2 separate regions of the Homo sapiens genome follow, and region 1 is linked to region 2. Evidence: read pairs that join two places in POLR2A ChIA-PET (ENCODE). Cell type or tissue: A673. All regions are shown on one strand. Links, peaks and the distances in the headings refer to the core of each region. The heading gives the core; the rest is flanking DNA.

Evidence for each region. Peaks named below come from ENCODE experiments on the same cell type or tissue, not always from the same donor. Only the 100,000 strongest peaks of a DNase experiment are listed, where the experiment ranks them.
Region 1: POLR2A ChIA-PET joins it to region 2 with 11 read pairs; 4 of 35 experiments call an interaction of 5 or more read pairs at or near these places.

The regions. Positions count from the first base shown.
Region 1 is chr21:43,769,686-43,775,097 of GRCh38, forward strand. CSTB (cystatin B) reads right to left here. Exons shown (of 3, transcript NM_000100.4): 2 at 4,973-5,074; 3 at 4,265-4,645. The coding sequence ends at 4,517. Among named protein-coding and RNA genes, the nearest start is that of CSTB, 3.9 kb to the right of the region's middle. RefSeq lists enhancers at 265-1,187, 1,188-2,109. In A673, for the core only: no CTCF peak of the experiment used is centred there; a DNase peak (open chromatin) is centred at 2,216; H3K27ac peaks cover 2,401 bases.
Region 2 is chr21:44,022,975-44,028,315 of GRCh38, forward strand. All of the region lies in intron 1 of TRAPPC10 (trafficking protein particle complex subunit 10), which reads left to right. Among named protein-coding and RNA genes, the nearest start is that of TRAPPC10, 13 kb to the left of the region's middle. In A673, for the core only: no CTCF peak of the experiment used is centred there; no DNase peak of the experiment used is centred there; H3K27ac peaks cover 3,226 bases.

The sequences.
Region 1 (5,412 bases), core at 304-5,303, 250 kb before region 2:
GTTCCAGCTGCTCAGGAGGCTGAGGCAGGAGGATCACCTGAGCTAGGGGAGGTCGAGACTGCAGTGAGCTATGGTGGCCCCACTGCACTCCAGCCTGGGCAACAGAGTGAGACCCTTGTCTCAAAAAAACAAAACCCAGGCCTGGAGTGGGGGCTCACGCCTATAGTCCCAGCACTTTGAGAGGCTGAAGGGGGTGGATCACCTGAGGTCAGGAGTTCGAGACTGGCCTGGCCAACATGGTGAAACCCGGTCTCTACTAAAAATACAAAAATTAGCCAGGCATGGTGGCAGGCACCTGTAATCCCAGCTACTCAGGAGGCTGAGGCAGGAGAATCACTTCAACCCGGGAGGTGGAGGTTGCAGTGAGCCAAGATAGCACCATTGCACTCCAGCCCAGGTGACAAGAGTGAAATTCCATCTCAAAAACAAACAAACAAAAAAACAAAAAAAAACCCTACCAGCTTTGGGAAAAGTGATGCTCGCTGAGAATTCGGGGTGGAGGGTAGGAGACCCAACCAAGATGACACTGTCACTCGAGAGTGAGTGACAGCTGGCTGGGGACCCGCAGCTGCCTGCTCAGCCCAGGGAGCATGCCTGCCTCAGGAGCTTCAGAGTGAGGGTCTGCGCTCTCAGCGTGGGGCGGTTCCTTGCCTAGCATCTGTTGAGTGCATTTCCATCAGCCAGGGCCCCAGTGGAAACAGGCAGCACTCACAGGAGCAACTCAAGCAGCGTTTGGTGTCCAGCGTGTGGAAGCGGTGTTCCCTTTCAGGACGGGGCCCGCGTTACAAACGGGGAGCTCAGGCCAGGCCGTCCTGGGCTCCTGCACGTTCTGGACTTTGCGCACCCACCCCTCCACCTTCCCGTCCTACCTGTGACTTGAGCAGGCGCCCAGGCTGTAGGGCGGACTGCAGGAGAGGGGCTGCCCCTGGAGGGGGTTGTAGGCCTCTGCTGCCCTGGCTCCCCTTGCCGTTTTCATTTATTTATTTATTATTATTATTATCTTCAAGACAGGATCTCTCTCTGTCACCCAGGCCAGAGTTCAGTGGTGTGATGATGGCTCACTGCAGCCTCGACCTCCCGGCTCAAATGATATGATCCTCCCACCTCAGCCTACCAAGTAGCTGGGACTACAAGTGTGTGTCGCCAAACCTGGCTAATTTTTTATTTTTTGTAGAGATAGGGGTCTCACTCTGTTGCCTAGGCTGGTCTCAAACTCCTGAGCTCAAGTGATCCTCCCACCTCGGCCTCCCAAAGCTCAAGCCATTTTTAACATTGCCGAGGCAGTTTTGGGGAAACATGCCTGAACGAACCATGAGTAAGACCTCCACGTTTTCTTTCTGGCTCTCAGGGGTCTGGAGGGGAAGTGGCTCATGGCAGGTCCCAGCACGTAGGCCTCTGTTTTCTGGTTCATGTTCCAGGATGGGGAAGGACCTAAGCCATCAGTGTCCTGGAGATCCAGCGTCTTAATTCATTCAGGGTAGCCCGTCCCGCCCTCCAGACTGCTGGGCACACCAGGGGCTCTGCTCCTGCTCTGTCCCAGGACTCAGGGCCCCTCCAGGGCAGCTGCCGTGACGTCGTGGCTATGAGGCATTCAGCCGCCTCCCAGAATGCGCCATGCTCTTGCCCAACCTGGACTCCCCACTCTCTGCTGCTGGCGCCAGGACGGTCTCACCCACCTCAGCCTCTAGCTCCTCCTCCTCAAGCCTCAGGTCTGAACTTGGCCATGGCCTCTGCCCAGAAGCCTTCTGCACCTCTGTCAGATCCCCGTTTACCCCCAGCAGGACCCTCCCTTAGGGCACTTGGTACAATTTCACATCCGTGACAGTGACAGTCACCGCCCCCATGCTGTGAGCCCCACGGGAGTCCGAGCTGACTTCATTCTTCCCCTACTACGTGCCTCATCCACTTTGAGCTCCTGTATTAGTCCATTCTCATGCTGCTAATAAAGACATATCCATGACTGGATAATTTATAAAGGAAAGAGGTTTAATTGACTCACAGTTCAGCATGGCTAGGGAGGCCTCAGGAAACACAATCATGGCAGAAGGGGAAGGAAACACATCCTTCTTCACATGGTGGCAGGAAGGAGACGTGCCAGCAAAAGCGGGGAAAGCCCCTTATGAAACCATCAGATCTCATGAGGATTCACTCACTATCACGAGAACAGCATGAGGGTAACCACCTCCATGATTCAATGACCTCCCACCAGGTCCCTCCCATGACACGGGATTATGGGAGCTATAATTCAAGATGAAATTTGGGTGGAGACACAGCCACACCATATCAGAGCTCCTAATGCACTCTCAGAGGGCAGGGTTAAACCAGCGGGGGGTTCGGTTAAACCAGCGGGGGGTTCGGTAACAAGGGACTTTTGTCAGCGGGTAGTGAAATTCATCAGATTTCCAAGCTGCTGCTGTTGATGCTCCTAAGGAAGCAGACAGCGTGTGGATGAAATTGACAACTTCATATAAATTATATATATATATAGAGAGAGAGAGAGAAACGGAGTCTTACTCTGTTGCCCAGGCTGGAGTGTAGTGGTGCAATCTCGGCTCACTGCAACCTCCTCTGCCTCCTGGGTTCAAGCTATTCTCTTGCCTCAGCCTCCTGAGTAGCTGGGATTACAGGCACCTGCCTGGCTAGTTTTTTGTATTTTATTTTATTTTTTTCAGTAGGGATGGGGTTTCACCATGTTGGTCAGGCTGGTCCCGGAACTCCTGACCTCAAGTGATCCACCCACCTCAGCCTCCCAAAGTGTTGGGATTACAGGCGTGAGCCTGTAATTTTGATCCCTTTGTCAACTTGTATTTAAACCAGACCACAGCATTAATTACATATTTTATTTTCTGTTTTACACTGATATTTCCTGTTTACACACAAGCTTCTAACCCTAAATCCAGCTTCCCCCAACCCAGGTGCCCCATAGGAGTTCCTGGTCACTGCTCCTGCAGACAACCGCTCCCTTCCTGTTGGGGATGGCTCTCCCGCTGCGTGGTCCCCTAAACAGCCCCTCCCCCACCTGCCTTCCGCTGGAAATTCTCAAGTGGGAAATACAACGGGTTTTCCTTTCAATGCAAAACTGCTTGATTCTGTTTTGCATGTTATAAAAGCTTAGTCTCAGAGTTCATGTTAAGAGTGTAGAATACACACAGTCCATGATTCAGTTTTCTTTTTGGTTTTTTTTTGAGATAGGATCTCACTCTGTCACCCACCCAGGCTGGAGTGCAGAGGTACGATCTCGGCTCACTGCACCCACCACCTCCCGAGTCCAAGTGATCCTCCCGTCTCAGCCTCCCAAGTAGCTGGGATTACAGGCGCCTGCCACAACGCCCAGCTAATTTTTTTATTATTAGTAGAGACAGGGTTTCACCATGTGGGTCAGGCTGGCCTAGAACTCCTGACCTCAGAGTGATCCACCCACCTTGGCCTCCCAAAGTGTTGGGATTCTAGGTGTGAGCCACCGCGCCCGGCCTGATTCAGAATTTCCTAACATCACTTTCAAAGCTCTGTGGACTCACTGGTAGATCCCTCCTTAGTCTTCACAGATCCCCCACGATCTGGACAGCCTGAACCCTGCAGCTGCAGTTCTGGCATACGCTGCCGGACGCCTCGGAGGCAAAGCGCAGCTCAGGACACCCTCAGGAACACGTTCACATCATGACCCCGGTGCACAGAGACTTTCACCCCCAGTCTTAGCTCTTATCATGTATGATGCTCCCTCTTCTGTCCTATTTAACATAGAATCACAGTTGGGAAGGCACCGGACCAATTCCATGAATGGGAAGTAATCCCTGTTGAAAACTAGAAGGTGTTTTTAAAAACAGCCACGCTCTCCTAAGATACCTCCCTTTAGAAGCCCACGTGGCTCCATGGGAAGCCTCCCGCACCACAGGGCACTCAGTGAGGCTGCAGGCTATTCTGCACGTGCACGACACTGTGTGGCTGCCTCTCCGTACCAGAGCATAAAGTGCGTGAATGTATCTGAGATCTGGAGCCAGTTATGCTCTGGAATTGGATTTACTCACACTCTTTTATTTTATGGGAGAAACTGAAGCTTGGGGCCAGGACCTAAGAGTCAAAGCACCAACATGTAAAGAGTGGTGGTTAGGAACGCGGGCCGGAGTGGGCAGGTGTGAATCCTGGGTCCACCACCTGCTTGCTGTGTGAGCCAGGCAGTCTCTCCGCCCTCCATGCCCCCGAGGGGAAGGACCTGCCCGGGGTGGTTCAGACGAAGAAAAAAGTCTAAAACAAAGGAGGCAATCTGTAAGGATTTTAAAAATATATCTATTTTGAAAATATTCTGAAAGTAATTAAGATCACCTATTGGGAAGGAAAGAAATCAACACAATGAAATTTAGGAAGAGAAATGCAAAAGCAGCTGCAGAATCCTGCCCCTTCCACCCCAAGGGGCACAGCCCGGAGATGAAGCTTATTTTAGGATCACAAGTGCACGCTCTGGTAGACGGAGGATGACTTTGTCAGTCTTCTGGCTGAAGGGCCTTGTCCAAAGTCAGGATCAGAAATAGGTCAGCTCATCATGCTTGGCTTTGTTGGTCTGGTAGTTAGATAAGGTCAAGGGCTTGTTTTCATGAGGGAGAGATTGGAACACTCGCAGGTGTACGAAGTCCTCGTCGCCGACGTGCACCTGGGAAGAGAGCGGAGTGAGCGAAGCCTCTGATCCCAAGTCACCTTGCTGCGCCCCTCCAGGTCATTAGCAGCCAGCTGAAGACAATCTTGTCTTCTCCTGCATGTGCAGGGGATGCCTCACATCCCACACTTGTTTCCTTGGGGTTCTTAGCTCCCCAGAAGCCCTAGTCCTCCTGAAAGGCCGATGGACACACACAGTAGGATGCTTATCTCAGGGGGCAGCCACAGGGCGCCCCAGCACCTAAGACCACACAGCCCGGGCCTGCACAGGCGGTTTCCTACCAGCACCCGTTCGGGGCAGGCCCTCCTGAGGCCCACACTCTACCTTGATGAAGTAGTTTGTCCCCGCGACCACCTGGCTCTTGAATGACACGGCCTTAAACACAGGGAACTTCTTGTTTTCTTTCTCTTCAAGCTGGGACCTCACCTAGACAGAAGGGACAGAATGAGGATGTCTCAGTGGCTTCTTGGATTCCCTCCTGCTAGAGTAACTTGCACGCATGTGAGCACACACACGATTCTGACACTGGCTCTTCACACAATTGTCTCTTACAACTGAAGGGACATTTAAACTGTCAGCCTAATAATAAAGTAGAAAAAAACAGTTCCAGCTGGGTACGGTGGCTCAAGGATGTAATCCCAGAACTTTGGGAGGCTGAGGTGGGCGGATCACTTGAGGTCAGGAGTTTGAGACCAGCCTAGCCAAATGGCAAAACCCCGTTTCTACTAAAAATACAAAAATTAGCTGGGCGTGGTGGCGAGCAC
Region 2 (5,341 bases), core at 75-5,074:
CACTAATTCCCTAAAGGTTGCAAAATGGTGATATTCTCATTTCCCTATGTCTTTTTTTTTTTTTTTTTTTTTTTTTGAGACAGAGTCTTGCTCTGTCGCCCATGCTGGAGTGCAGTGGCTCCATCTTGGCTCACTGCAAGTTCCACCTCCCGGGTTCACGCCATTCCCCTGCCTCAGCCTCCCGAGTAGCTGGGACTACAGGTGCCCGCCACCACGCCGGGCTAATTTTTTGTATTTTTAGTAGAGATGGGGTTTCACCGTGTTAGCCAGGATGGTCTCGATCTCCTGACCTCGTCGTGATCCTCCCGCCTCAGCCTCCCAAAGTGCTGGGATTACAGATGTGAGCCACCGCGCCCGGCCTATGTAACCATTTTCAAAGTGAGTTGGTTCACTGGCATCTTTCAGAGGTGATCGGTTGGCGTGTTTTTGTTGTTCGTTTAGTATGGCTGTGAACTTAATCATTATGAACATACTTGATGTGTTACAGTCCATTGCATTGTTGCCTCGTTGGTGAGCAGGTTGTTCTCCCTTTGGCCAGGGAGAGTCTCTTTCATGTTGGGGTCTAAGATAGAGGCATCTTTGTCAGATTCTTTCCTATCTAGCCTGACAAGATGTTCCGGGCTCATTTTGAACATTTAATGCCCTGATCTGCACTTAGCAATTGCCAAGGAGCCCTGATTCCTTTTAGTGAAAAATAGTATTTCAAGACCATAGTCTGCAAGCTTGGGCTCCTAGTTGCTGTGAGGCCTTTTCAATAGGCAGAGCTAGGAATAGCTAGGCATTTTTGTTTGTTTGTTTTTTGTTTTTGTTTTGTTTTGTTTTGAGACAGGCTCTTACTCTGTTGCCCATGCTGTAGTGCAATGGCACGATCTCAGCCCACTGCAACCTCTGCCTCTCAGGTTCAAGAGATTCTTGTGCCTCAGCCTCCCGAGTAGTGAGTAGCTGGGATTACAGGTGCATGCCATCACATCTGGCTAATTTTTATATTTTTAGTAGAGACAGGGTTTCACCGTGTTGGCCAAGCTGGTCTCAAATTCCCGACCTCAGGTGATCCACCCACCTTGGCCTCCCAAAGCATTGGGATTACAGGCGTGAGCCACCGCACCAGCCTAGGAATTGTTCTTTGTTTTTTGTATTTTTAAGATAAAATACATCATAAGTTCACTCTTTTTGATGAAAACTCAGGGCTGCAGGGTTTTAATTAACAGCTCCATCCTCTGTGTTTTCTCTTTTCCACACTGAAAATCCTAATTCTCATGGGTACTTGAGGAGGCTAGAGTTAGAGGTTCCCCAGCTCATGCTGCTTCAGTCACCTGGAGGGCTTGTGGACACACAGATGGCTGGGTCCATTCCCCATTTCTGATTGAACAGGTCTGGGTGGGGCCTGAGAATGAGCATTTCTAACAAATGCCCAGGTGGTGCTGATGCTGAAGGGCCAGGGGCCACTGAATAGAACATCACACGATTGCTCACTTGCTTTCAGTTGCTTTATCCCTCATTACATAGACTCTGAATAACACTATTAACTCCACCATCAACAACAGGACTAGTGAACACAGGTCTAGAACTGTTTTTGACAGTTCTTATTGGCATTTGGATGTATCCCATAAGGAATGAACAGTCAAATTACTGTAGTTTTAAAGTTACTTGTCATAGCTCCTCTCTCTGAGATTATACCACTAAATGTATATGTATACATTTAAGTTCACTTGTTTTATTTTTCCTGATTATTTTTAGGGAAAACCTTGAAAAAATCTAATTGCTTTATAACTATATAAAATATTTACTTCCAAAATTAAATCTACAAAATGAGGTCTATTTAAAGAAGCCTTGTGTATGTTCTGTCCTCTCCATGCTAACTCCTCCCTTCCTGAGTACTCCATCACAGTTTTTATGGTTTTCCTTCCACGTGAAAAACATCCAAACATATTTGTATTTCCCTTTCTTAGCTTAGACATTGCCAGCTGCACACACTGTCCCACCTCACTTTCCCCCGGACTCCACTCCACGCTAGGAGTATGTTGAGATCATTCTCATTCCATGATGTCGATATTCCGTGGTTTATTCTGCCAGTCCCCTCCTGGTGGAATTTGAGTTGTTTTGTGTTTTACTGTTTCCAGTAGTTGTGCACAGATAGCCTGTCTGTGGCCTTTCCGACGGGCCTGTTGGGATGGAGCCCTGCAGGGCGGGTTGCTGGGCTGAGGCAAATGGTTATGTCACTGTGCTGATGCTGCCTCAGCTCCCTCCTGAGTGCTTGCACCATTGGGAAACTGCCTGTAGGCCTCGCTGAGAAGCCAGCCCTTGAACAAAGCCAGTGGCAAAGGGGAAGTCTGGGGAAAGACCAGTTTGGGAACCCTTCTGTCTAAAGCCTTAAGGCATTGGGGTGCCAGGAACAGGAGTGTCTCTTTTTAACTTGTAAATACAGTACTGTGGTTCAAACTGCTACAGTAATGCTGTGTTTATTTAAAAAATGTATACACTGTTAAAGGCTGATTCCTCAGTATTCTTATATTCAGATGCATTTATCCAGTCTTTTTGTTTTTAAACTCTTGAATTTTAAGTTTGCTCTCTGAGGGCTAGAGAAGGCAACTTGTTTCCTTGATTAGAAGAGTTCATTCAACTTCTTAACATTCTTGGCCTGTGTGTTCTTGTCTTTTAAGTTAAAACAGAAAAAGACTGGGACTTTCTGTCTTTTGACTAGTCTTTACGTGTAGTAGTTCCTTTTCTGCAAATTTCCACAGTAGGAAACTTGATGAACACTAATGTATGGGTTTTCTTTTGACCCCACCTACAGTGGGTAGTATTGTCATATGACTGGGTGCTGGGAGAGAGCAGCAGAGGGCAGGGGTGTGTGTGTGTGTGTGTGTGTGTGTGTGTGTGTGTGTGTGTGTGTGTGTGTGTGTGTGTCAGAGGGAAGGTAGAGACCACAGGAAGGACCTGGAGGAGAGCCAGGCTGAATGGGTATAACGTTAAGCCGGCGATGACATGGCAGGGGGTGTACTGAGTACTTCTTTAGACTTGGCCTTTAAACTTGGTGGTGCAGAACTGTGGGAGGGTTCATTTGCTTTACTTCTCAAATATGTGCCTTCTAATGAAGGGAGGACAGTGTCTATGCTAGAAATGTGGAGTTAGTTGCCTAGTCATCTTAGGGGGTGACTAAACCTTGCTTTCTACCTAGAGAATCTGGATAACATCTGGATCCTTTTTTGTGCTTTCTCGTTGACCTTCACTCCCTGCCCCCACCCCCGACTGCGAAGGCTTTTCACGGACAGATACTCTGGCAGGAGCACCGGGGAGGCTTCCATACCCATGATTATGCATTTGATGTTAGTTTTCACCATGAAAGAGCTCCCAATCTGAAGCATTAATTTTCATTACTGCCTCGACATTATACACGAATTATAGCAAATACTTTATGCATTATTGAACAGGCTGAGATGACTTCCCAGTTTGTAATCTCGGATGTTTTTATCGTCCATTTGAAAGCCCGTTTTACCAAAAGCCATTGAAGAGAAATGAATGTATGGCCTATGGGCAAGCACTTGCATTCCTAGGCTTGAAGACGGTGCCCTCTCTAATCCCGTGTTTTCAAACATGAACTGCCTCATAGTGGATTGCAGCTTTCTTTTGTTAATAGGCTTAAAGAATTATTATTTCTGCAAAATTTTCTGTAAAGCAAATCTTAGATAAATTATACATTTCCTTTGACTTTTTTGTTCAAAAATAGAATCATGGAACCTTGCTTGGAGGGCCTTAAAATTAGTTCATCTCTTGTCTAGTCCAGTCACTCCGCTGCTTTTAGTCGCAACTGGGAGATGACCCAGCCCATGGTTGAGGCCCCCAGCTGTGGGACACTTTCTGTCATTCTTCACCCCCCTCCACCCTCAGGGTCTTCTCTCGTAGGCCACAGCATTTCTTGGGTTGAGCTAAATCCATTTCTCTGTCTTTCTCACCCATTAGTGCTCTGGGGCCTACTAAGCCCTACAGAATAAAGCCAGCCTTTGAAAATAAGACAGCCCATTAGGTGGCCGAGGACAGTGTCTTGTTAACAGGTTGAAACACTCCACATGTCTCCAACAATTTAAGATAAAGTGAGATGTATTTTATTAGAAAACTTACTGTTCCTTTTACCAAGATTATGCTAAAGAATTTGAAGAAAAATTGTCCTGTATCAGAGTATCAGCAAATATTCAGACTCCTTATGTCAAGGTTTTTTTTTCCAACATAAATCTCCAAATAGAAGTATTGACCTTGAAAATATATCATGTCAGGTATTTAGGAAAGCGACAAACTGACTGAACATTCTGTTTTGCTTAGCCACTCTCTCAGGGTTATAATTTTGTGATCCTTTTATACTTTTGTATGAGTAAGACCATCACGGCTTTGCACGTTCAAGAATTGGTTCAGTAAAAAACAGATGACAGAAATGTTCACTCTGTCTGCGGAAGGCCTTTTGGAACCCATATTTTCAGCCAACCATTGTTAAAACAACTGCTGCAGAGTAAGTAGTAAACTTGTTAGAATTAAGAAGTTGGGAAGGAGCACTGGGCAGTATTGAGTCCTAAGCCAAGCTACCTGGGTTCGAATCCCAGCCTTGGCGCTCATTTGCTTGATGTTGGGCCAATTAGGGGAGTTCTTGATGTCTTGGTTTCCATATGAGGGTTCAGGGTGAGTATGCGTGAAGTGCCGGGGGCATAGCAGGCGCACGGTGCTGTCTGGAGGGACGGTAAACAGGTGGCCCTTCTCTTGACTGTGTTACCTAGCAGCTGTTCCATGACCCTAATGTGATGGTTTTGGGAGGTGGGGCCTTTGGGAGGTGATTAGGTCATGTGGCTGGAGTCCCCACAAAAGGGATTAGTGCCCTTATAAAAAAGGGCCCCAGAGATCTCCCTTGCCCCTTCCCCCACGTGAGGGCACAGCAAGACCAAGGTACTCAACCTGCTGAAGCCTTGACTCAGACTTACACCCTCCAGAAATGATAAATAAATTTCTGCTGTTTATAAGCCATCCTAGTTTATTGTATGTTGTTATGGCAGCCTGAACAGAGTAAGACATTGAATTTATTGAAATGTTACCTGTTACACTAAATCACTGAAGTCATCTTTTTGAATTCTTTCCCCCATCGTGTTTCTTATTTGCTTTGAACATAAAAGGTTTTAAATTACACAAGTAATGCATGAATACGTGCTTGTAAAAATCTCAGGGAATACAGTAATAATTCAGGAAATAGCTAAGCCTATGTTAGTAATCTGATTGCATGTAACAGAAAATCCAATTGCAACTGCATAAATAATCCAAAAACTGATTGGTCCATGTAATCAGACCCCAGAGCTCTGCCCCG